Linked DNA regions of Homo sapiens: region 1 is linked to region 2. Evidence: read pairs that join two places in POLR2A ChIA-PET (ENCODE). Cell type or tissue: PC-9. All regions are shown on one strand. Each heading gives the region's core, and the rest is flanking DNA. Links, peaks and the distances in the headings are about the cores only.

Region 1 (12,488 bases), core at 2,642-7,641, 57 kb before region 2:
AGACCTGTGATTTTTATGTCCAGGTAATGAAATTGTGCCTTTTCTTTCCTTTTTTGTCCTGTTTAGTTTTTAATGCCAGTAATTATCTGCTGACAGTCCTGCCAATGATTTTTTTAAAATTTTGTTACAGATTATGATTAGACTTGTGATAGATAGGAAAATAAAGGTGATAAAGACAGATTCTATTTCCTTTTTAAGAATAACTGACTCATGGGATGAAACTTTGGATATGATTTCAGATCACTCCTGTAAACTCTCACAAGAGATGTTTATAAAACACTTGGAACAATACAGATTGTACTAAGAAAATGTGCTTTGATCAACTGTGGAGATACAAAGCAGGAAACTTAATAAATCAAGTCCTATTTGTGAATGGAAAGGACTGGAAGTTCACCTTAAAAGTAAGAATTCAGCTTACATCCAGACTTAAATTTTGTAGTCTAAATAGCAGATGTTAACTTAGTTTCATCTTTTATATAAAAATAAAATGAATTATAGACTTCATATCTTGGCATCTTGAAATCTGACTCCTGATTCCTCTCTCTTAATGACTATTGGAACACTAGGCTAGACATGGAATTTGACTTTGGTTTTTTTACCCTTTAATTTTTGAAGTCAGTGTGCTTCCAACTCTGTCTTCCCTCTGTAGTCAGGAAAACCAAACCATTGGTAGCTTGGATATGCTATAATTTTTATTATGTAAATATTAGAAAAGCACAGTTGTATTTATATAAAGAGTGATATTCATACTTGAGAGATGGATTTTTTTTTTTTTTACAAATTAAAGCATAAATACAATTGTATTACTTTTATAGGCCAAGCACTCTTGTCCTGCCACCCTTCCATATGACAAGATATTATAGTAAACTGCATATATTTTGTGTTTTTGCATATTGCCTAGATTCCTTTTTTTAAATTTGCAGTACAGATGTGAGCCATTTTTATTTATTTACTTAATTTTTCACTAAAGAACTTTCATTAAATTTGGCTCTGAATGCAGGTCAGTATCTTAGCAAGTTGTAATTTAGTAGAGCATTTCTAAGAACTCAAATCGAGTTACAGCATCTCAGCTCTTTAAATTAATCTAGGGTATATAGATACTATGATCATTTAAAAAAACAGATTTTCATTTGAATTGCAGATTAATGCTTGTTCTTTCAGATAAAGTTTGAACAAATATCTAATAGACTAAAACTTTGTATATTTTGAATTTTACCAAAGTGACTCAAAGACTGGGAAAGTATATTTTAGATTTTAATGATGAGGTCAAAATCCTGGGTTTGAGTTCTGCATAGTTAAGTAATTACATGGAAAATTTCTGTGCCAGGATCCCAGACCCCTGCAAATTGTATCACTTCTAAAATCAGTTACAGAGCTGAAGTTTTTAAAATGTTAATTTCTGGAGGCACCCCTTATCAGCTCCTGGAAAAAAGAATTAAAAATGTATCTAACATAATATAGCTTTTTCTATTTTCTGAAATGATTCTATTTTTTAAGAAGTAGTCAGCTTTGTTCTTTGCTAATTAAGTCTTCAAAGGTAGTGTCATTCAAAGTGGAGAAAAAAGTTACAGTGTAGATGTCAGGGAGAGAGGAAGCAGCTCTTTTAGATGATGGTAAACATGTGGCACCGATGAAAGAAGCCTGAATCCCTTACAGAGTTTGTCTCTGGGCTTGTCCGGCTCACTCCTGTTGCACCATGTAAGATGACAAGATTGCTTTCAGGTATACAGTATTTCCACTCATTTAATTTCCAGTTTTTTTAATGACTGATAAATATAACTCAAAAAGGAGCATTAAATAATAGGGCATTAAATAATCTCTATCTAGATTTAGTTGAATTAAGGGAAGAATTTGTCTGAGTGTAGAAAGTATAAAACAGTTAAAATGCATTTGTTTAAATGTGGGTAGAATTTAGGCTGAAGTGTTGCCTAGCAGATACAATGAATTTGATAATTGATTATAAGTTTTACATATATATGTAAGCAGATGAGATATTTCTAATGTGCTTCATCTGTAGTTTCTATAGTTTTAAGTAGCTGACAAATCTTGTTTATGCTCCCTATTGAATAATCTTTCTTAATGGACAGAGAAAGCAGAAGCTATTCACCTAGTTCTTCTTCCTGTTAATAAAATCTAAGTTTCACCCTGCATCTCAAAGTTAGCAAAATGGCGTACAGAAATTCTAAGAGAGTGGGAATTATGTGGTTTGTAAATTTCTTTAATTAGTGTGTTTTCCGTGAAACTGCAGTATATAATACAGGTAGAATAGGGGTTTTGGTCAGGGAATAGTGGAAAGCAGGGCTGGCGCTCCGCTGCACTCCAGGAGCATCATTCTAAAAGCCAGTGTTCCATGCTGTCATTAATGAATGTGGAGTCTTTTTTGGAGAAACAAAGGATAAATTACCCATCTATCTATCCTTTTTGTTACAGCTTTATGCTAATTATTTGCTTGTATGATAAACACTGACATTTCCTATCAGAATTATTTTAAATATATAAAGCCACTTTAAACATCACCAGGAATAATAATAGCACTGCTGGTTAGGGCACCCCGTAGGTCTAAAATAGTCTTCTTATCTTACCAAAGAGAACTTGCCTGACTTTGTAAGATTATGATAGCAAAGGCTACCTGAAAGGCAGTGCATGGAAGGTAAATTGTTGGGTATACCCAGTCCTGCCACAGTGTTGTTTCTCTCCCATGTTAAGACATACAGTCAGATTACAGTGACTTAGAGAATAATAACCACACTGAGAATAATTAAACATCAAGTGCTTATGGTGAAATGAGTCCACATTATCAGGCAAGTGTGGTTCCACTTGGGGCCTGACTTGGGAGACTCCCTTGTAGAGGATTCAAGATGCCCTCTGTGCTATTAATAATGGGAAATGGCTCTGTGACCTTGGGCAAGTTACTTAAGCTTGTTAACACTCTACCTGCCTGTAAAATGCTCCATTATAGAGTTGTTCTGAGGATGAATGAAGATGCTACATATAAAGTACACATTATAAATTGCCTATAGATGTTAAGCCATGGAACAATATCTTCCTTCAAAAGAAAGGGCAATAATTGGCAGTGCAGGTGTCATGAGAACCACACCTTTGTTCTGAACTTGAGTGAAACTCAAACTACATCAGGCATCATTTCACCATTTTAAAAGTAAATACTGGAAATGAAATGGACAAATTTCATCATTTTAACTATCAGCTGTTGAATGTCTCTGCTTTTGGATACTTTTCTTACCATTTTACCCAAAACAGAACCATCTTCACTTTTCAAAATCTGAAAAACAAAAAAGAGAAGGTAAAATGACTGAATACTGTGGTTTGTTTTTTGATCTTTTGTTTTCATGATTATTGCTTCTCTATCAGAATAAGAATATTTACAAACTGTACTGAATGCACTATTTACAACAGTGCTTACAAGTAGTGTCTAATGTAGATATAAATTGGGTATGATATGTTCAGAACATGTGACAGGGAATCATGTCAGGCAAAATTTACTAAAAGTTTATTGGTTAGTACAGTTGTTCTTTTGAGAACAAGAACATGACAGTTTAGAGGCAAGCTGAAATTTATTTATTTATTTATTTATTTATTTATTTATTTATTTATTTGAGACAAGTCTCGCTCTGTCTTCCAGGCTGCAGTGCAGTGGCGCGATCTTGGCCCACTGCAACCTCCGCCTCCTGGGTTCAAGTAATTCTGCCTCAGCCTTCCGGGTAGCTGGGATTACAGGCATGTCCACCACGCCCAGCTAATTTTTGTATTTCTAGTAGAGACAGGGTTTTACCATGTTGGCCAAGCTGGTCTCAAACTCCTGACCTCAAGTGATCTGCCTGCTTCGGCCTCCCAAAGTGTTGGATTACAGGTGTGACTCACTGTGCCTGGCCGGCAACCTGAGATTTAGAAAAGGAATAACTATTTCTAAGGAATTCTGAAGCACGTGTCACCAGCAGTTAGCTCTAACAAGAGATTTTTATTGATTATATGTCCAGTGTAGGAGTTCATTGGATTCTTTTAGAGAAAAAGTCTAAAAAAGAAGTACTATTGCAGGGGAGAAAAGATAATAAAAGGTTTTCAAATGGATGCCCTCGAGTAGCTGTAAAATAGCCTACATATTGTGGCAAGAGATGTGGACCTTTGGGTTTTATTTGTGATAAGTTCATAAGCTTACATCTTCTGTAAAATGTCACTTTCATACTTGGTCTATAGAATTCTCTAAAATCGACAGTAAAGAATATGCTATGGTACAGAATGTTGTCTTTGATACCAACCTTTAGATAATTTACTTAAAACTTCCTAGTATGTTTTTTAAAAAATCATTTTGGGTCCCTGTTCCTAAGCTTTTTACATTCTTTGGTGTTTGCAAGCCAGAAGGACCTCTTGGAGCTGTCAAGCTCCATTCTTCTTGCTGTACATAGAAGTAGTTTTCTTTATATTTGTCCTGAATTCACTTAGGTTTCAAGACATACCTCTCATTCTAGAATTCTAAGCACTTGGACTACAGTTCTTTAGTCATCATTAGCATTTATTATCTTAACTTTGTATTAGAAGAATCATTGTTTTAGTCTACCTGTAGCCTATTTCCACTGATTTTCTTTAGTTGTGTTATTTAAATGCAATGATTATGACCTTATAAATTATTCTAAGAGGAGATGCAGAGTGGCCTTGCAGTTCAGTACTGACCATTCTGCATGAAATCCAGCACTTACAACAATGCCAGACATAGAGTATATGTGCAATAAACGTTTGAGTTAATGAATCCCTTTAGGGCAGATTGTGGTTGTAATATTTTCAGTATTAAGTGACCAAGCATTCAGTTCTGGTAGTTTAGCTAAACATTCAGGTTTCATTTGAAGCTAATAAACAGACCACTGTGCAATCCAGGAAGACCGGTTTGTTCACTTTCCCATCCAGTAGTAATTAACTTTTGTAGTTGTGTTTATATAGAGTAAAGGTCAAAGGAAAAGGTGTATTTGAAGCAGTTACAGCAATTGGTTTGCAATAGTGAAAGATTTTCAGTATGCTAATTAAAAAGGGACAATTCAAATGGGATATTATAAAATGTAAACTGTTCTTTTTGTAAACAGCTTTATTGAGGTATAATTGGCATCCAGTAAACTGCACATTTAAAGTGTACAATTTAATCAGTTCTGACACGTACACCCATGAAACTTTCACCCCAATAAGGATGATGAACATATCCATCACCCCCCAAAATTTCTTTGTATGGCTTTGTAATCCTTCCTGCATGCTCCTTTGCCCCTGTTTCCAGGCAACCACTGATCTGCTTTCTGTCTCTGTAGATTAGTTTGCTTGTTCGAGGGTTTTGTATAAGTGGAATCATGTTGTATGTACTCTTCTTTGTTTGACTTCTTTCAGTCAGCCTAATTATTTTGAGATTTGTCCATGTTGTTGAGTACATCAATAGTTCATTTCTTCTTAGACATAGTTGGTTGTGTAGATATGCCACAATTTGTATATCTGTTCACTGTTTTTGTTGTTGTTGTTGATGTGTTTACTGTTGATGGCCATTTGGGTATTTCCAGTTTTGGGCTATTACAAATAAAATCAATCTGAACATTTATATGCAAGTCTTCGTATGGACTCTGTTATCTCTTGAGTAAATACCTAGGAGTAGGATGGATGGGTGTCTGTTTAACTTTTTTTTCAGAACTGCCAAACTGTTTCCAAGTTGTCATTTCCTTTTATATTCCCAACTGCAGTACATGAGAATTCCAGTTGCTCTGTGTCTGGAATTTGGTATGGTCAGTCTTTTCACATTATTCATTCTAATAGATGTGTAGAAGTAGCTCATCGTGGTTTTAATTTGCATTTTCCTAATGACTAATGGAGTTGAGCATATTTTCATGTACTTATTTGCCAATAGTTGGTAAAGTATCAAATCTTTTATATGTTTATTGGGTTGTTTGTTTTCTTATTATTACTGAGTTTTGAGAGTTCTTTGTATACTCTGGATATAGATTATCAGATTTATGATTTGCAATATTTTATCTCAGCCTATGACTTATCTTTTCACCCTCTTAACATTCTTTCAAAGAGCAGTTCTTAATTTTGATAAAGTTCAATTTATCAATTTTTTATTTTATGCATTGTGTTTTTGGTGTTAGAACTAGGAGCTCCACCTAACCTGAGGTCAGAGAAGGTATCTCCTTTGTTTTCTTGTAGAATTTTGATAGTTTTGGGTTTACACTTTGGTATATGACCCATTTTGACTTAAATTTTGCAATATGGCCCATTTAGATTTAGTTGTTGCATGTGGTGAAAGATGTAGATCAAAGTTCATATTTCTTGCATATGGCTATTTAGTTGTTCGAGCACCATTTGTTGAAATGACTATTCTCACTTCACTGAGTTGCCTTTGCATCTTTATAAAAAAATCAGTTGTTCATAAATGTGGGCCTATTTTGGCCTCTGTTTTGTTTCATTAATCTATTTGTCTTCACACCAGTACCACACTGTCTTAATTATTGTAGCTTTATAATGAGTCTTGAAATCTAGTAGTGTTAGTCCTCCAACTTTTTAATTTTTTACAAAGTTGTTTGAGCTATTCTGGGTCCTTTGCATATCCATTTGGAGTTTAGAATCAGCTTTTCAAGTTATACAAAACAGCCTGCTGGGATTTTTGACTGAGATATTGATAGTCAGTTTGGAGAGAATTGACTTCTTAACAACATTAAGTCTGGGTCTTCCAAACCAAGAACATGTTATTTCTCTCAATTTATTTATATTTTTTAAAATTTCTCTAGGCAGTGTTTTTAAAGTAGAGATCTTACACATCTTTTGTCAGATTTATTCTAAATATTTTGTATTTTTTGGTGTTATTAAAATAGTATTTTTTAAATTTTCAATATAAAATTACGTGGGTTTTTTTGGTGGGTTTTTTTTTTTTTTTAAGACAGAGGGTCTGTCACCCAGGCTGGAGTGCAGTGGTGTAATCTCAGCTCACTGCAACCTCCGCCTCCTTGGCTCAAGTGGTCCTCCTAAGAAGCTGGAACCACAGGTGCATACCACCATGTCCGGCTAATTTTTTTGTATTTTTTGTAGAGACAGGGTTTCACCCTGTTGGCCTGACTGGTCAAGTGATCTATCTACCTCGGCCTTCCAAAATGCTAGGATTACAAGTGTGAGTCACCATGCCCAGCCGTATTCTGCATCTTTTCTTTTCTTTTTTTTTTTTTTTGAGACAGAGTCTCACTGTGTCGTCCAGGCTGGAGTGCAGTGGCACGATCTCGGCTCACTGCAGCCTCCGCCTCCTTGGTTCCAGCAATTCTCCTGCCTCAGCCTCCCAGGTAGCTGGGATTACAGGCACACACCACCACGCCCAGCTAATTTTTGTATTTTTAGTAGAGATGGGATTTCACTGTGTTGGCCAGGCTGGTCTCGAACTCCTGACCTCAGGTGAACCCACCTCGGACTCCCAAAGTGCTAGGATTACAGGTGTGAGCTGCTGTGCCCAGCCATTCTGCATCTTTTCTATACTCACTACTAGCTTTTTTTGTAGAGTTTATTGGATTTTCATAATCATGTTATTTTTAAACGAAGACAGTTTTACTTCTTCCTTTCTAATCTGAGTGCCTGTTACTTATTTTTCTTGCCTTATTGAACGAGCAGAACCTCTAGCAGAGCCTGTGTAATGTTGAATAGAAATGTAAAAGTGGACATGCTTGTCTTGTTCCTCATATTAAAGGGAAAACACTAAGTCTTATTATTAAGTGTGATGTTAGCTATAGGTTTATTGTGGACTCCTTTATCAGGTTGAGGATGTTCTCTTCTATTCCTAGTTTGCTGAGAGTTTTTAATCAGGAATGGATGTTGGATTTTGTTAGATATTTTTGAGCATCTATTGAGATAATCATATGGTTGTTATTTTTTAATTCGTTAATAGGGTGAATTGTATTGTGTATCGCATGGTAAACCAGCCTTACATTCCTAGGATAAACCCCATTTGGTCATGTACCTTTTCTTATGTGTTGAATTTAATTTGTTAAAATTTTGTTTAGAATTTTTATATCTCTGCTCATGAGGGACATAAGAGCCTCTTCTAGTGTCTTTGGTTTTGGTATCAAGTTAATGCTGGCCTAATAGAACAAGATGGGGAGGATTTTCTCCTGTTCAATTTTATGAAAGAATTTAGATAGAATTGGTATTACATTTTTCCTTAAACATCTGCTAGAATTCACCAGTGAAGCTATTTGGATCTAATGTTTTCTTTGAGAGATTTTAAACTACAAATTCAATTTTTAAAATAGATCTGTGGTTATTCAGGTTATTTATTTCTTCTTGAGTGAGTTTAGTAGTATCTTTCAAGGAATTTGTCCATTTCATCTAAGTTGTTGAATTTATTGGCTTAAAGTTTTTCATAATATTCCCCTATTAGCATAGAATCTATGATGACGTTGCCTCTCTCACTCCTGATATTGGTAATCTGTGTCTTCTCTCTTTTTTCCTGATCAGTCCAACTGGAGGTTTATCAATTTTATTTACCTTCTCAAAGAACCAGCTTTTGGTTTATTGATTTTTCTCGATTTTTTTGTTTTCTGTTTCATTGATTTTTCTGCTCTTTTCTTCACTGCTTTCTCTTTTCTGCTTACTCTCTCTGTGGGTACACATAATTATGTAGGGTTTTTTTTTTTTTTTGCTAAGTTTTTCTGATTTTAAGGGTAAAGTGTAGTTCATTTCAGATGCTGATTTGAGCTGTTTCCTCTCTAAGACATATAAGATATTGAGGCTCAGAGAAGTTAAGACACAAAGTTAAGATATATAGCCTATGTCCTTTTTCTTATAGTGTAATAACTATGGTAGAAGCAAGTAGAGGTGCAGAGGGAATACACAGAATAGTGCTTAGCTTGTGAGGAGTGGCATGAGGAGAGCCCCTTGGAGAAGTTGGTGTCTCAGGTATCGTATTTTGGTGAATTCTATGGATAAATCTATCAGACCAAACCCAAATTATTAGTTCTTAAAGTTTATTTTACATTGACTACACATCTCCTTCTTGGTTGCTGTATTGTGAAAAATGAGTTAGAATATGCCAGGAGTAATTTTGCACACAGCTGATGTTCCTTTGGGTTTGATTGACAAATCTACTTTCAATTTCTATTAACACTGTTTGTGGTGGTCATGGTAACTGTAGCTGTAATAGTTTTGGCAAGTGTTGCTGACAAGATTCTGTTGAAGAGGAGGAAAACTTGGGGGTAGAGTGAGGTGAGATTATTATAAAGATCTACATCAGTATCCCACTGAAAACTTAGGGTCACTTAGTAACAGGTATTTCTCCAATAAACTATTCCTTGTTTAAGACAAGTTCTGAGTTTTTTTAAAAAAGGATTTTCATCATTAAAAAGGCATAGAATTCTATGATTTTTTAAATAAGTGGAGTGAAACCAGCCTAATGTAATAACATCTTCTCAGTGTCCCTATTAGAAAGTTTGAGTTCCTCTCCAATTTAAATCAAGGTACTATATTTAGGTATTTTGAAAAATACATAACAGCTGTTTGCTGAGAGGCACTAATGGGACTGGTGGTCAATTGTAGGGAAGAAACAAAAGGAGAAAAATAGAGGAGTTATTTTCAAATGGCCATGAGGGCAGAGGGTTTGTGTGTATTATTTTAGTTTCTCTTTAAAGAAAAATAAAGTGCAACCTGAGTCTTTTTAAAAAAAAAAAAAGAAATTGTGGTTGAAAGAGCAAGCTGCTCCTTTGATAGTTTGATTTTCAAAGTTAAAACTTAATTTTGTAGAGGAGAAAACAGCAAGTGGGCTAAGCAGCTAGTTTTGTGACAGTGCAAGAACCAGAATCCAGACTCTTGAGTCAGGAAACTGGGTTCTAATCCTGACTCTTAATCACGGGCTTAACGTCGCCTCTTCATTGGTAAAGTGGAGATGATAATGATACCTTTCTTCCAGTTGGGGGTGAAATGACAAAATGTGTTGAGTTATCACTCGTACATGTTTAATATTTTGGGTAGGGAACCATTTTCCCCCCTCTCAAGGACTCAAGAAAATAATTAAGGGTCATATACAGATAAGAAGATATTTACTTTAGAGTTTTTGTGTTTTCTAGAGTAAATTCAACTCACCCACCACATCTACGTTTAGACTTACAGATATTATTTATTCTAATTAAACAAATGCAACTGAATTTCCATGTGTTTATACTTGCTTTAAAAACTGTTAGCTCTTCAGTGTTAAAGATTGGCTCTTTAGTTTCATTTGTTCTCAAACTTTCTGTGTCCAGCAAACAATGCAGTATGTTAAAACATGGTATTATTTCTCTTGTTACATGCCTTGGAGTTTAATAATATTCACATAGTATGTGTGTCTGCCTTTTTCCCTTTCATGGTAGGTACTTTAGAATGTGCAGTTTTCTCTATCTGGGGGCATGCTGTTGCATTAGCTTTAAGGTGAAAGGAGAAGGTGAAGTAGAGCATGTTGAGTGATACAAAGTCTTGGAGTAGAGAGACCATTTGTATATCAGCTCCCTTTGCCAGGAGTGCCCTCTCTTTCTTCCACATCTGCCTCTACTTTACAATCTTATTCTTTGAGACTCAGCTCCAGCACTTACTTCCTCTGGGATCCCTTTGCTGATCCTTGGCCAGTTGTGTTAAAACCCCTCCCTCTGCACACCTCCTTGCTTTCACAGCACTTTGCTCTCATCTAATATTCTTTACCACACTATGTTGTGATGTCTGTTTTCTTGTCTGGCTTCCTTACTTACCTTAAAGTCAGGGAATAGATCTTACTCATCTCCATATCCCAGCACCCAGCAAAACTCCTGATCAAAGGTGCTCAGGGAAATTTTATTGAATAGGAAGCCTTGAGTTCAGCGAATAAAGTTCAGAGAGTGATGAGAATATACAATTTATCCTAACAAGGGTATTTCTTCTTCCATATTTGGAGGGGGGATATGGGGGAGGGTGTTTGTTTGTTTTTTCACTAAGGAAATGTCTGAGCTGTAAGAATGAGTTCAGGGATTTCCTTAGTGCCCTTGACAGCCCTTGTGCCTTTACTCAGTGCTGATTAGATTCAGGGACTTTATGGGACCCTGGAATACACCCATGGATTCCTGTTTCCATTGCTGAAATCAGGAGAAATGGAATCCTGCTGCAGTGTACTACACACTGCAGTTATACACATTGGCCAGTTTGCTACAAATATAGTCTGCTTCTAATGCCTTCGTCAAAGTCAGTCCAGCCAAGGATTGGCATAAATTAGCCCAGTTTGCTACAAATATAGTCTGCTTCTAATGCCTTCGTCCAAGTCAGTCCAGCCAAGGATTGGCATAAATTAGGTGTTGAAATAGAAATTATTGAAATTGAAAGAGTAGCAGTTTTAAAGAGGCAACTGGCCTCTGTTTCTCTATCTTTACTGTAGAGAAATATTAAGAATTTAAGCTCTCTGCAGTCAGATGAATTTGTAACTTCCCTGTGGGAGAAACTCTGCCTGGTTTCTGGCTGCTGAGACATAGAAACCATGATTTAGTATTGGCTGGGATTGAGGAAAAAAATAATGAAATGACATGATAAAGTGACATTTGTACTGAAGTATAATCTCCCTACTTCATAGATGACAGTTTCTTTTCAGAGGGTGCTCTTAACCAGAGTGAAAAAACTTATAAAAATTACAAATGAATTTTGACATGTTATAGAGTGGAGGGTGTGTTTAGGTATGAGGCCAGGCCCTGAACTGAAATTTAGCCAGAAAGACTGAACACTGTGTATTTATTCAGATAGGAAGGACCCCTAAAGGTGTGACTGTCTGGGCTGAGCATAGAATGAGCACTTTCTCTTTCATTACCTTTTCACCATTTCTAAGGGTTTCTGATAGAGACATCAGGGAGCAACATGACATGGTCTCATTTACTCCTGAAATTCATGTTCTCCACAGCAGCAGAAGCACTGGTGAGCAAGTAGACTTTACAAGGAAGCTTATCCAGTAGACTGATGCCTGTACATTTTACACTCAGGCAGGATGACATGGTGCAGTTCTGTGAGTCTCTTCCTGTAGCAGAGCCTTAGCTTTCAGATGTATCAATAAATCTCAGTACTATTTGAAGGCTTCATTATTCAAAGTGTTGGGGTTTCGCTTTATAAACAAAAAGTACCCCATTTGTCATAAGGAATCCAAACAAAAAAATGAGAATTGTTTTCGTTTATATGCAGTTATTTCCAGCAGTAAGTTGTGAGAAAGGTTTTTAAAACATAAGCATGAGAACCTCAGTAAATTTTATATGAAATCTTTTCCTTTAGGATTTACTTAATGCAGGGATGTAGGCACCGCAGTCCATTTTCACGGAATAGCTATTCCATTCATTGGATAGCCCTCCCAATTCGGATGTTTGATTGATCATATCTACATTTTGTTGGCCTGCCATGTTGAAGACATTGTAGCTGAGTAGTTAGAGGACACATGGCACTGAAGCGTATTGACATTTCTGCTTCGTTATCCTTGTTAGAACTTAGGGCTGTCA
Region 2 (12,488 bases), core at 7,393-12,392:
AATTCAATTGAGCAATTCCACAGTGCATACATATTTCAAAAAAAAGTACATGATAAATATATATAATTTTTGCCGGGCGCAGTGGCTCAAGCCTGTAATCCCAGCACTTTGGGAGGCCGAGGCAGGCAGATCACAAGGTCAGGAGATCGAGACCATCCTGGCTAACACGGTGAAACCCCGTCTCTACTAAAAATACAAAAAATTAGCCGGGCGTGGTGGCGGGTGCCTGTAGTCTCAGCTACTCCGGAGGCTGAGGCAGGAAAATGGCATGAACCCGGGAGGCGGAGTTTGCAGTGAGTCAAGATTGCACCACTGCACTCCATCCTGGGTGACAGAGCAAGACTCTGTCTCAAAAAAAAAAAAAATAAATAAATATATACATACATATATATATATATGTATATATATATATATAACTTTTGTCAGTTTCAAAATAAAAGCAAATATATTAATTTTTTTTAAATCTAAGTTTTTGACAGTTATGTGAGCAGAGTATGTTCACATCAAGTAATATATAGATGAAAGGACCGTAACATTCTTACTTTAATGATTTTTTTCAGACATGTTGTTCATTTTTTAGGTCTTCTTAATGCAGTGTTTAAGTCATACAAAATGCAGGTGTTGGCATCAAAATTAATCAATACAAAGTATTGTTTAGATATTATGAAATAAATGAATTCAGATTTTTTTGGTGATTGTGTTATTATTCCTAGACATTTGAATTTCACTTATTAGAATTATTTTCTGTTGAGGGAAAAATGGAGATATTTCAGTTTGGGATTAGTGTCTAAAAGGGTAATATATAATAGTTTATAAATACACTTTACAAGGAAAATGAAGTTGACGTTTAATGATTCCAGGATCTTCCCTTGTTTTACATTCATATTCATGTTACTGATGATAGTGGAGCGGCAGGATATTCCCACTATTGGAGCACATAGGAGAGATACTTAGTAAAGAGAAGCTGGGATTTTCCTTTACTCTTGAATGTGACCAAAATAGTACCTCAAAGTAAAGCAGCCATATTTAGGCAATTAACTTTTCCTAACAAGTGAGGCCTTAATGAAGGAAAATGGATATACAGAAACACATGCATAATCTACCTTTACTAAAACAATGCATATACAGGGGATTGAGCTTCATTTTAACATTTTAAATACACGTTAGATCCATCTTTCTCACGATTTGCATTCCTTCACATGAGCAGACTGGGAATAAAAAGGAAACCAGTCAAAGGAATAGGACGTTAGTGTTTAAATTGGAAAAGCTCAGCAAGGAAAGACAAAGTGGGTAGAAACAACATCACTGAAAGAGCTGCAGCCCTTTGCCTGTGCCTACACTCTGAGGGGACCCTGCGGGAGAAGCTGTTCCTTCCTGAGGTCGTGTGCAAGACCGGTAAGCTGACAGGCAGAGCAACCCTCAGGGATGCTGGCTGGTGAATTTAAGGTTTTAAGTCATTGCCAGTATTATTACAGAGTAAGCAGAGAAGTTAATACAGATTTTCATTTTTAAAAACTGTTTGGTATTTTAATACTTTATGGTATGTCTTGAGTCCAGGTACTTTTAAGGTGAGGAGCAGTCATGTTGACATGGTCACAGAAATAGCACAGGCCAGCTGATTTAGACTTTTGTAAAATCAGTATCATCTACCTCCCTCTTCCTGAACTAAAAGGCTTTTTCAAACTCTGTTCACTATGAAGTAGTCAGTGTGTTTTAGGCCTCAATAAAGAGGAATGACATTTGCCGTTCTTATTTTAAACTTCGGTATTACAACGTTACTGCAGTTGTTAGGGTTTTGAGCTTATAGTCCTATCTTGAAATCTTCTAAGATTTTCCATCCATTAAATTTATCATACAGAATAACTTTAGATAATCTCTTTTTCAGTTCTTGAAATGATCACTTACTAGAGAGAAAATAATTTATTCAGAAGTTTGCTGCACACAAGAGAACCCAAGATGGCTCTTTGCTTTGGTTTCAATACATGTATTAATATATTTGCAAACAGTCAGGTGAACTTTGCCTAGCCATGGAACCCAGCCAAAGAAAGCTGCTTGCCTCACACTATAGAAAATGAATGGCATATATTTAGAGCTGGCCTTTTTTGGGGGTTTCACTTTGAAAGCATTTCCCTGCTTCTCATTAACCTGCTAGGCTTACTGTCAGTCCAAGTATCTGGAAATATACAATGGCAATGAACATTTGTCTTGGGCAAAACTGGGTTCTTGAGGCCATAGGTGAGCTGGTATAATGAATGAATGGAGATTGGTGAGGGAGAAAGAGGAAATTTCTACTTTTCTCTGGAGCAGATAGCCAGACAGAAAGCTGTCATAGTGTCATAAACGAGCAGGAAACAAATAGATGCTCAATAGCCAAGACAGAGCTGTGGAATTCTTGCTTTCCCTTTCTATAACTGGAAGTATTAGAAATGAATAAATTTCTCTAAAATCTTGTCGTTGGCTTTGCTGTTAACATATTTAGGATCTGGAGTGTTTCATGTAATTCTCAAGGACATCAATAAACATTCTGATAGTAGCTTGTTTTCCTGCTTTCAGGAGTTAGAGTACTTACACTGAGAAAAGAAGTATATACTCTGTGAATATAATTTTCCTTGGTTGTTTTAAATTAATATTTTTAAAAATTGGGCTTTGGGATTTATAGTAAACACAATTATAGTTTTAAAAGCAAGCTGTAAGCCTCCCGACAACTGCAAATGAAAATGTGGCAGCTCTCATACTTTTTGTTTGTGAAAATCTCTTGAACCCTTCAAAATGAAAAAGAAGCCTTGTAAGTACCTTAAGGGTGAGGTATTCTCTTTCATAATAACCTTTATGATGTCTCCTATTAGTATGTTTTGATTCACAGTGTAAATAAGCACCTGTAACCCTGTCTGCCTTCTATTTTTCTACTCTGAGTGTCTTATTTAGACAGTTTTTGTTGTTACTGAGGATTTTGTTTGCTTCAGTGCATTGCAGAGCACACCCATGCAGTGTGTTTGGAGCGAGGGAGGGGGCTGTGTGTGACTTTACCTTCTCCCGTTTGTAGCTGGCAGTGAGTTTGATCTCCTGCGGGAGTAGCAGCATCAGAATGCTAACATGGGCTTGCTTTAGTTATCAATGAGGGGGTGGATGAAGCTTTGTGCATCAGCAAGACCATGGACCCCATTACAGCACCTCTGAAGCTCATTTTGAGTAATTTATTTAGTCTTTAAATTGTGTCCTCTTGTTGAAATACCTTTGAGGCATCATAATTAACACATTTATTAACAGTAAGATTTAAAACGTAATAGTAATGAGCAGTTTAAACCGATGATGAGACCACATCATCTTAAACTTGTTTACTTGTTTTATGTTTACTTAACATTTTAGACAACTTTTCTATAGTTACTGAAGTCACAGAAGTACATTATTTTCTATATAGATTGAGATAACTTTCATAAAAGTAGAGCCCACCATGTCATTTATATTACACATTGGACCAGTGAATAAACTAAAACAAATTTATTAAGAAATAGTCTTTGCTTTTCCTCAGAAAGCAATTATGAAAGATAATATACATAATATAAATGATCAGTTAAATAAGTATGACTCAGCTATAACCTCCTAGCTACTTAGACCTCACAAGACTTTGTGGAATTAAGTAGTTAGTTCCTCTGCTGGGCTGAGAGACTTAGGAAAATTAAAGTGGGGCTCCGTTTACTTATGTCTGCCACGTAACTCAGTCACAAGGACCTCTTGTAGCTAAAAAAGAGAAAAGATAGTTTTGGACACCTGTTCTCTACCATACCTATAAAAGAGCCTAATGAATACAGGGAATGTACTGGAAAAAAGTGATCCATGACAATTTTTCTTTGTTACTTAGCTTGTATTTTAAGACAGCAATAATAAAGTACTCTTGTGACAGAAAACAGTAAGACTGATATGTTAAAGTAACGTGTTGGAATTTTCTCTTTGGCTTGTAATTAATAATTACCTAGACTAATTAGCAAATATCATGTTTTTCTGACTCCTTTACATTAATCCGTACGTTGGCTCTCCTGCCCTCACCGACTGCCCTCACTATTATTGACAGGAAGTGTAGTCTTTTGGGAGTCAGGACTTCAGTCTCCTCTGCTGACTCAGTCTGTGAGCATGGGTAAGTCTAAGGTGCTCTCTGTGTCACAGCTTGCCCATTATGACATCCGTACAGCAGCCTCCAGCCCATGTGTCTCCCTGGCGGCCCTTCCTCATTACATCATGTGTTCTTATATCTCATTGTCGTGTTTGCCGTGTGCTATTCATTGGGCAGCAGGAACAGAAAGAATGGAAGATAACTTCCATCTCAGCTAACCAATGGACTTTTCCTTAGATACAAATTAGTCGTGTTGCTGTTTAATACAGACCTCACATCTGTATTAGTAAACATACTTGCCAGCTCTCTCAATTAGTCAGACTTTCCTGCCATATTTAAAGAAGAGAGTAATTGACTTGTTTGTTATTCTCAAAAATAATGTGTCTGATTTAGAATATGTAGTTTCTATTGATGGTTTTTAAGGGTTGGCACGTATGCGTTAAGATTTTTATAATAGCATCAAACTGTCAGCTAAAAGATAATTTTCAGCTCTTTTTAAAGCCAAAATTCATATTTTTATGGTATTTATGTTGTTGTTTTCATTAAGAAAATGCTAATCGTTGGGTGTCTATTTCACCAGTTAAATTTTTGATATATGGCCTCTGCGTTTAATGAAGACATAACAAGAAAAGCAAAAAGTCTGATTCACGGCTTGCCTTTGGTTCTTGTAGTCTAAGTTTAAAAACTGACAAGTGTTACAGTTGGTCAGCACTCTGCAGATTTGCGATTCATAGCTACAAAATAGAAGACCCTCTTTGACAGAAGCCTTGATCCTGACATAGCAGTTAAGAAGAATGTTGCTTGGACTGCTTGATCAAACCACTGCCACGTATTATAGGAAGGAAAAGTTCGCTGTATCAGAATACTCCGCTCTCCCAAAGTATTAAAAAATTGATATTTCAAGAATGGAAATGATACTTTTTAAAATTATTGTTAGCAAACATTTATTGAATGATCATTGTGCCTCTTACTCTAAAATAATTCCTAGATTTTTAAGCCTCTAGTACAATGTTGAAAGTTCATGATGTAGTATATTCTCATAAACTTGTTACACAAAGATCTTTAAAAGACATTTCCCTGACTGTATACAGAAAAATGATTGGAGATGATTCTTGTGGATAACTGAAAAAGAAGAACCTAGTTTTAAAGAAGGAGGGCTGTAGAGTTAAGCCTGGCAGGAGCGTGCTCTGTTGCACTAAATGTGTGGTGGCAGGCCCCTCAAAGCCGTGGTTGGAATAATCTTACGTATTCCTTCTAGATTGTTGGGAAGATTGAATGAAATAAAGCATCTAAAGTGACTAGCACACATACGGCACATCTTAGGCTCTCAGTACATGTTTTAATTAACCCAGTCTTGCATGCCTGATGTGAGAATACCATGATGGAGGCACCAACTTTGGAGCCACCCTAAGCCTAGATCTTAGCCACACCATTACTAGCTATGTGAATGTGGACCAATTAGTTACCTTCCCTTTGCCTCAGTGTCCTTATCTGCAAAGTGGGGATCACACTAGTATTTGTTTCATAAGATTGCTCTGAGGGTTAGATCAAGTAATCTAAATCAAGTATAGAGAATAGTGCAAGCACATAATTAGCACTTTATTAGTATGTATATTTTGAGAATGCAGTATCGTTAACCCTTGGACAATGTAGGGGTTGGAGCACTGACCCCCGTGCAGTAAAAAATCCATGTATAACTTTTGGCTGCCTATCTCCTGATAGCCTGCTGTTGACTGGCAGTCTTCCTTTAACATAAACAGTTGATTAACACATATCATATATGTTATATGCGTTATGTACTGTATTCTTACAATAAAGTAAGCTGGAGACAAGAAAATGTTATTAAGAAAAATCATAAGGAGCTGGGTTTAGTGTCTCACCCCTGTAGTGCCAGCTATTCAGGAAGATCTCTTGAGCCTGGAGTTCAAGACCAGCTTGGACAATATATAGCAAGACCTCATCATAAGAAATAAAATAAAGGAAATTATGAGGAACACATATCTACAGTATTTTACTGTATTTATCAATACTGGAAGTTTACACAGTCTGTTTATAAAATGAATCATCTGTCTGAAATGGTGGGCAACTGCAGTTGCAGATCTCAATCTATGGTACATATCAAGCAATTCAACTTTTTCTTCTAATGTCATGACTTTTTTCTGCTTCTTGGGAGCACCTCCAGAATCACTAGTGGCACTTCGTAGGAGTCTCATTATGCAGAGCTTAAGGTACTGCACTACACATGATGAAAAATATGTGAGAACCTCAAGAGATTACTTTTTACTTCTATGTGCAATTTCCTGGAGAGACAACTGCTCACGCGGAGATGATGAACATCACTTGGTGTTTTAAGCAGTACTCGCAGCTCTTGAGCTTCACCACAATAGCAACAGGAGGTGACTACAAAATTGTTACAGTAGTACAATATCCACTACAGTTGATTTATGTTGATTTACATTGCTCATCTATAAATGGTGCCACGTATGGTCTGTATGTGTATGTAAGTTTTGGTAAATTTTAACTTTTTATAATAGATTTGTGTATATTTTATGGTAGTAAATGATAAAAATAGACTAGTTTCCACATATATTTTATACATTCACAACATACCTAACTTTTTCTTAATTCTTTTGATATTTCTAGGCTATGTGGTTCATCTGAGCTTTTTCAAATTTTCACACATCTCCAAAAAATTTTGCAACACATTTATTGAAAAGAATCCAAATATATGTGGACCCATGAAGTTCAAAGTCATGTTGTTCAAGGGTCAACTGTGTTTTAATTTTTACTAAGTCAGTGTGGCTTTTCAGAATTTTCACCATGATGTTTTATAACTTAGCATTTCTTTTGGTCGTCCCAGTAACTTTTGCTCCCATTTTCTACAAGTATTTCTTTTTTAAAAAGGCAAAATGACATTCAGTTTCTTAATGTCTCACCATGTACCTTCATAACATTTGAAGAGCAGCTTATCTGATGAGTGCTGAGAGGGCAAAGGCAGTGGGCACTGATTTCCCATGAAGTTCATCTCTTGTTGGTACTGCCAGTTCCCACAATCCTAGCATTCTCTGGGCATCAGTCAGTGTCTACAAAAAAGGATTTTCAAATATTAAAGCATGTGAAAAGACAAACAGGCCAAAACTCAGAGCTCTCTAGGGACTATGACCTCCAAAACAGACTCCATTCTGACATTTTCACAGGCTACTTGAAGGAATTCCAGCAGGGTTGTTCCATTTGGTAAACTCCTAAACAAACCCTCTGTCATCGAGGACTGATTTATAGAATTTTCTCCTTATGTGCTTGTTCTGAAGAGATTAAGATAGTAGATATGGTTGCTGAGACTCTTTTAAAAGTCATTTGATATATATGATAAGTACTATACAGAAGATTTTTGGTATTTTGAAGTAATAAAACAGTTATTTGTAATGTTTAAAGAGATTTTGTGTTCTGAGTTGTCTTCTAAGTTCTTTTTCTTTTTGATTCCAGGAAATCTATGTCATAATCACATCTCTAAATTAAGTTTTTTTCATTATAAACCCAATCATTTAACAAAGAAATTGAATAAATTCAGAAATTATCTTTGTATAAACAAGTATGTTAAAAACATGTTTATGCATATATATAAATATATACATATGATATACATATATCATATGTTTTACAATGACCTTTAGAATATGTGAAACAGAAACAGTTCGGTTGTTATAGAATATTCTTCTATGAAATCTTGGTGTAATGGCAGCTGTTTAGATGATGCTGTAAGGTCACTAGAGGGGGTGGATCTATAAGTTGTTTTTCAATTAATCTGGATCCTCTTAAAATATTTTATTGTGTATTTTTATGCATTTCTTTTTTTAAAAAGAAGAATATAATGCTAAAAATAAAGGAGAAGGGCAGAACCCAAGAGATTTGGAGCCTGGAGAACTTAAGGAAATGGGTAGTTGGGATTTATTTGGCTTGTAGTTGTCCTTAACTGCTAACAGCCTCATGGTGGTCTCATCTGAAGTCTGTGAGTGGCATGTATGAAATTCCAGGGTGAACGGCATTCCACATTGGGAGGACCAGGTTTGTTGGGGAATTTTTGTATGGTTTGTTTCCTTCTTCGTGTGTTTCTTTTTAATCCTTTAAATGAATTCTTTAACTGAATTAACAGAGTTTTAACTGCTAAATAAAAGTCCTATACAATCAAAAATTTCTTAAGATTTGATATCTGATTCTGTTGTAGGAATGTAATATATTTTGGGAATGAGTTTAAAAATGGGACACAGGCAAGTAAATTGATTTATGATGCTTTCAACCAAGCTTCACAAAATTAGTACTAAAAATAAAATTCATGTTATCATATTCTAATAACCTGTCATAAACCTAGCATATTTTAGGTCTCCTTAGTGGAAAAAAAAGAAAGGAAATGAAAGTGAAATAATAAATTGCTTAATTGGTCAAAATTAGTTATTGAGTTCTTGGCTGTACTAGAGAATTGTGTGGCTCTTAATTGATGTTTAAAATATAAATAAAATGTGTATGCTGAAAAAGATAAATGTGTGTGTTACTGTTTCTCTCAAGCCAAGAATAACAGTGATATTTAACTAGTCATGATCTTAATATGAAAAAGTATTGCTTTTCTAGTATGTTTTCTAACAACTTTTTTATCTCTGTATATTTGTTAGTCTCCATCTTTTTCAGAAAAATGGAATTTGGTTAAATAACAATTTGCTGAACCAATGAAACCTCTGGTTGCATACTTTTGTACTTGTTTGTGCATAGAAATCATGTAGCTGTTTGGATTGCTCAGCGCTTTCTGAACCCTCAAGAGAAGGAAAATGATTGCACCTTCAAAAAGTTGAAGATTTTATTTGAATACCCAAATATTATAATTTGAAGGATTTTCTAGATAATGGAATTTAAACTCATATCAAGTTAGGACTAAAAAAATTTTAATTTGAAGAAATTCAAGAACTGAGTCTTAAATTATAACTGTCAGGGTCCAGTGGTGTTATTACACTGAAACTATTTAAAATAAATTCTCTCATGAAAATACATATATTTCTTAAATGACCCCAAATGTTTCATGTACTTTTGAGGGTTATATAAATGTCAATTAGGTTCAGTTGATTAATAAAGTTGTTCAAGTCTTCTATACCTTTATTGATTTTCTTTTTATTTGTTCTACCAATTAGAGAGTAATGTTGAAAACTCCAACCACCAACATGGATTATTTCTCCTAAAGTCTACTCTGTTTTATATTAATAGCCCCTCTAAGTATCATGTGCTTACAACTACATGAAATATCTTTTTCTCATGCTTTTACCTTTAACCCATCTGCATCTTTATATTTAAAGTGAGTTTCTGGTTGGACATTGTGGCTCATGCCTGTAATTTCAACACTTTGGGAGGCCAAGGTGAGAAGATCGTTTGAACCCAGGAGTTCAAGATCAGCCTGGGCAATAAAGCTAGACCCTGTCTCTACAAAAAAATTTTAAAAATTAGCCAAGCATGATGACACACACCTGTAGTCCCTGCTACTTGCGGGGCTGAGGTGGGAGGATTGCTTGAGCCCAGGAGTTTGAGGCTACAGTGAGCTAGGATCACACTACTGCACTCTAGCCTGGTGACAGAGCGAGACTCATCTCCGTTTTTGAAAAATTTTTTAAATGTTAAGGATAAGCTTGCTGTTAAAGTAGAAATTAAAAAAGAAATTTTAAAAATAAAATGGATTTCTCATAGATAGCATAGAGCCGAATCTTTTTAAAATGTAGTCTGACAATCTCTTACAATTTTAATTGCAATATTTAGATCATTTACATTTAAGGTAATTATTGGTATATGTGGTATAATAGTTATCTATTGCTTTGTAGTGAATTTCTTTAAACCATAACAGCCAAATGCAGCATGCATTTATTATCTCACAGCTTCTGTGGGTCAGGAATTCAGGCATGTCTTAGCTGAGTACCTCTGCCTCAGAGTCTCTCAGGAGTCTGTAATCAGAGTGTCAGCCAAGGCCAGAGTTTCATCTGAAGGTTCAACTAGGGAAGGGTTCATGTCCAAGCTTACTTACTTTGCTTTTAGCAAGATTCAGTTCTTTTAGGACTGTTGGACTCAGAGCCTGAGTTCCTTGCTGACCATTGGCTGGAGGCCACCTGGGTCTCTCTGACATGACAGTTTTCTTTATGAAAGCCAGTAAGAGAGAAGTCTTCTGGCAAGACAGAGTGATAATCTCTTGTAGCATTCCTTAAACTTAACCATATTCGATTGATTAGAAGCAAATTACTCTAAGGGAGAGGATTATACAAGACCATAAATACTAGGAGGCAGGGATCCCTGGGACTACCCTAAAGGCTGCCCATCACAATTGAGTTCAAATCTATCATCCATCATCTTGCTCTATGTATATATATTTTTTTGTCTTATGTGTTCTGTCTCACTTCATTCTTCTTGTCTTACCTTGTTTAATTTTTTCCCATTTTACTTTATTTTTATTTTACAGTGCCTTATTAGATATACCTCTTTTTTTCAAGTATTCCCTGATCTTTTAAAATGCATATCTAATATGCTGTTAATCCCACCCAATAAAAGTTTATTATTTTCCTTTTACCTTTAGAAGTTTTATTTTGTTCTTTTTTTACTGTCCATGTTTCTCCATGTTATATTTATGTTTTAAATACTTGTATATAGTTATAGTAGCTGTTAATAGTTTCATTTATTTTCATCATTCTGGGTCTGTTTTTATTGATGAATTTTCCTCCTATTTAAGAGTTGCATTTTCCTGCTTCCTGGTGTAAGTAGTATAGTAATTTTTCATTGGATATAATTTTGTGAATGTTGCATTACTGAGTGGAATTTGTTTTTGTTGTCTTCAGTTAAAGAAAGTTGGGCTTTGGTTTGGTAGGCAGCTAAGTAACTTTTGGATCACCTTCAAGGCCTTTCTTAAATTTTTTAGGAAAGATCTAGGGTAGCATTCGTGCCAGGGAGACTCCCCTTAAAGGTATCTCTGCTGCATGCCCTGCTAAGTGCCCCAGGGAGGACATTTCACTCAGGCTGGTTGCAGTTCGAACGTTTCCCGACCTTGTATGCACTCTGGGAAGTATTTAGCTTATAGTCCCTGGTCATTTCTTGCCCAAACTTGTGAGATTTTACTCTGTGTACATACAGCTTAGCACTCAGCAAAGACTCCAGGGCACCATTAGGCAGGTTTCTGGAACTCTTTTTCAGCATAGATCCTGTTTTTCACAAATCTTCCCTGAAACTTCAGCTGCCTTAGCCTGCTTAAGCTCTCCTCTCATCTCTGTCTCCTCAGTTCAGCAAGCCTAACAAGCTCCTGTGTGATTTCTCCCTCCTCTTACCCACAGTCTAGAAATTGCCTCCAGGCAGAAAGTTAGGGCAATTATGGGCTCATCTCATTTGTTTCCCTCCTCTCAGGGGCCACAGCCCTGCATTACCTGTTTGCCAATGTGTGAAAGCAATTGTTTCATGTATTTTGCCCAGTTTTCTAGTTTCTTATGGCAGGAAGTTAAGTCCAATGATTGTTATTCCATCATGGCTGGAAAACGAGGGTCTGGAATTGGGATTTTCACATAGGACCTTTGCTTTTCCTGTGACACATGCTTCCTCTCAGTACATATGGATGAACTTTCTGACTAGGACTACAGTAGCAATATCAGTTTATTTTTGGACCCACCCAAACGCTCAGACCTTACTGGAAGTACCAAGTTGCTCTGCTTTTTGATCAGTGGATGAACGAAATTAAATTGTTGGTTAAAGACCAGGCTAATAGTTATGGTTGGTTCTCATGGCAAGTAGCTTTTCACTTTTGCTGTTGATACAGAATGGTCAGCAAGACTGTCATAGAAGATACCGTGCTAGGGCCTCTGGGATTGCTTGGAGATAATGGCATGGTCATTCCATTGGTTCAAGAAGTCATCTCTTTTTTTAAATTTGAAGCCTCAAGGAGGAAAGGTTTCACTGGTTGGCAGAATCCATTGTTCATTAATAAATAATTAATTGTGTATTATTTTCTCTTATAGAAATATTGAAATTTTAAAATATTCTCTTTTCCTCAGTATTTGAATTTGATTCAACTTGGCAAAAGATTCAGCCTTTAAAAGAGACAACTAAAGACTGTATTTTCCTTCTCACATGTATATTAAATGGGAACTTTCTTGTCAGGATAATCTAGGTTATAGTAAGAAAAAAAGCAAGGAATAATAGATCTATCACGGGTGCAGCTAACCATCCTTTTCACACCCTCCCATCATGCGTTCCTCCCATCAACCACTCCCCACTCCCCCATGCAAAGGAAAAGGTCTTGCAATGAAATATATCAAATTATTTTGGAAATTTACATGCATATAAACTATTTTCATCTCTTTTCTATAGTTTGCATTTT

The links. ChIA-PET counts read pairs that join two places held together with the same protein. Peaks named below come from ENCODE experiments on the same cell type or tissue, not always from the same donor. Only the 100,000 strongest peaks of a DNase experiment are listed, where the experiment ranks them.
Region 1: POLR2A ChIA-PET joins it to region 2 with 5 read pairs; 3 of 35 experiments call an interaction of 5 or more read pairs at or near these places.

The regions. Positions count from the first base shown.
Region 1 is chr16:14,092,482-14,104,969 of GRCh38, forward strand. The region is part of intron 2 of MRTFB (myocardin related transcription factor B); the gene reads left to right. Among named protein-coding and RNA genes, the nearest start is that of MRTFB, 27 kb to the left of the region's middle. In PC-9, for the core only: no CTCF peak of the experiment used is centred there; DNase peaks (open chromatin) are centred at 3,900 and 4,850; H3K4me3 peaks cover 2,234 bases; H3K27ac peaks cover 4,099 bases.
Region 2 is chr16:14,144,598-14,157,085 of GRCh38, forward strand. The region is part of intron 3 of MRTFB (myocardin related transcription factor B); the gene reads left to right. Among named protein-coding and RNA genes, the nearest start is that of MRTFB, 80 kb to the left of the region's middle. In PC-9, for the core only: no CTCF peak of the experiment used is centred there; no DNase peak of the experiment used is centred there.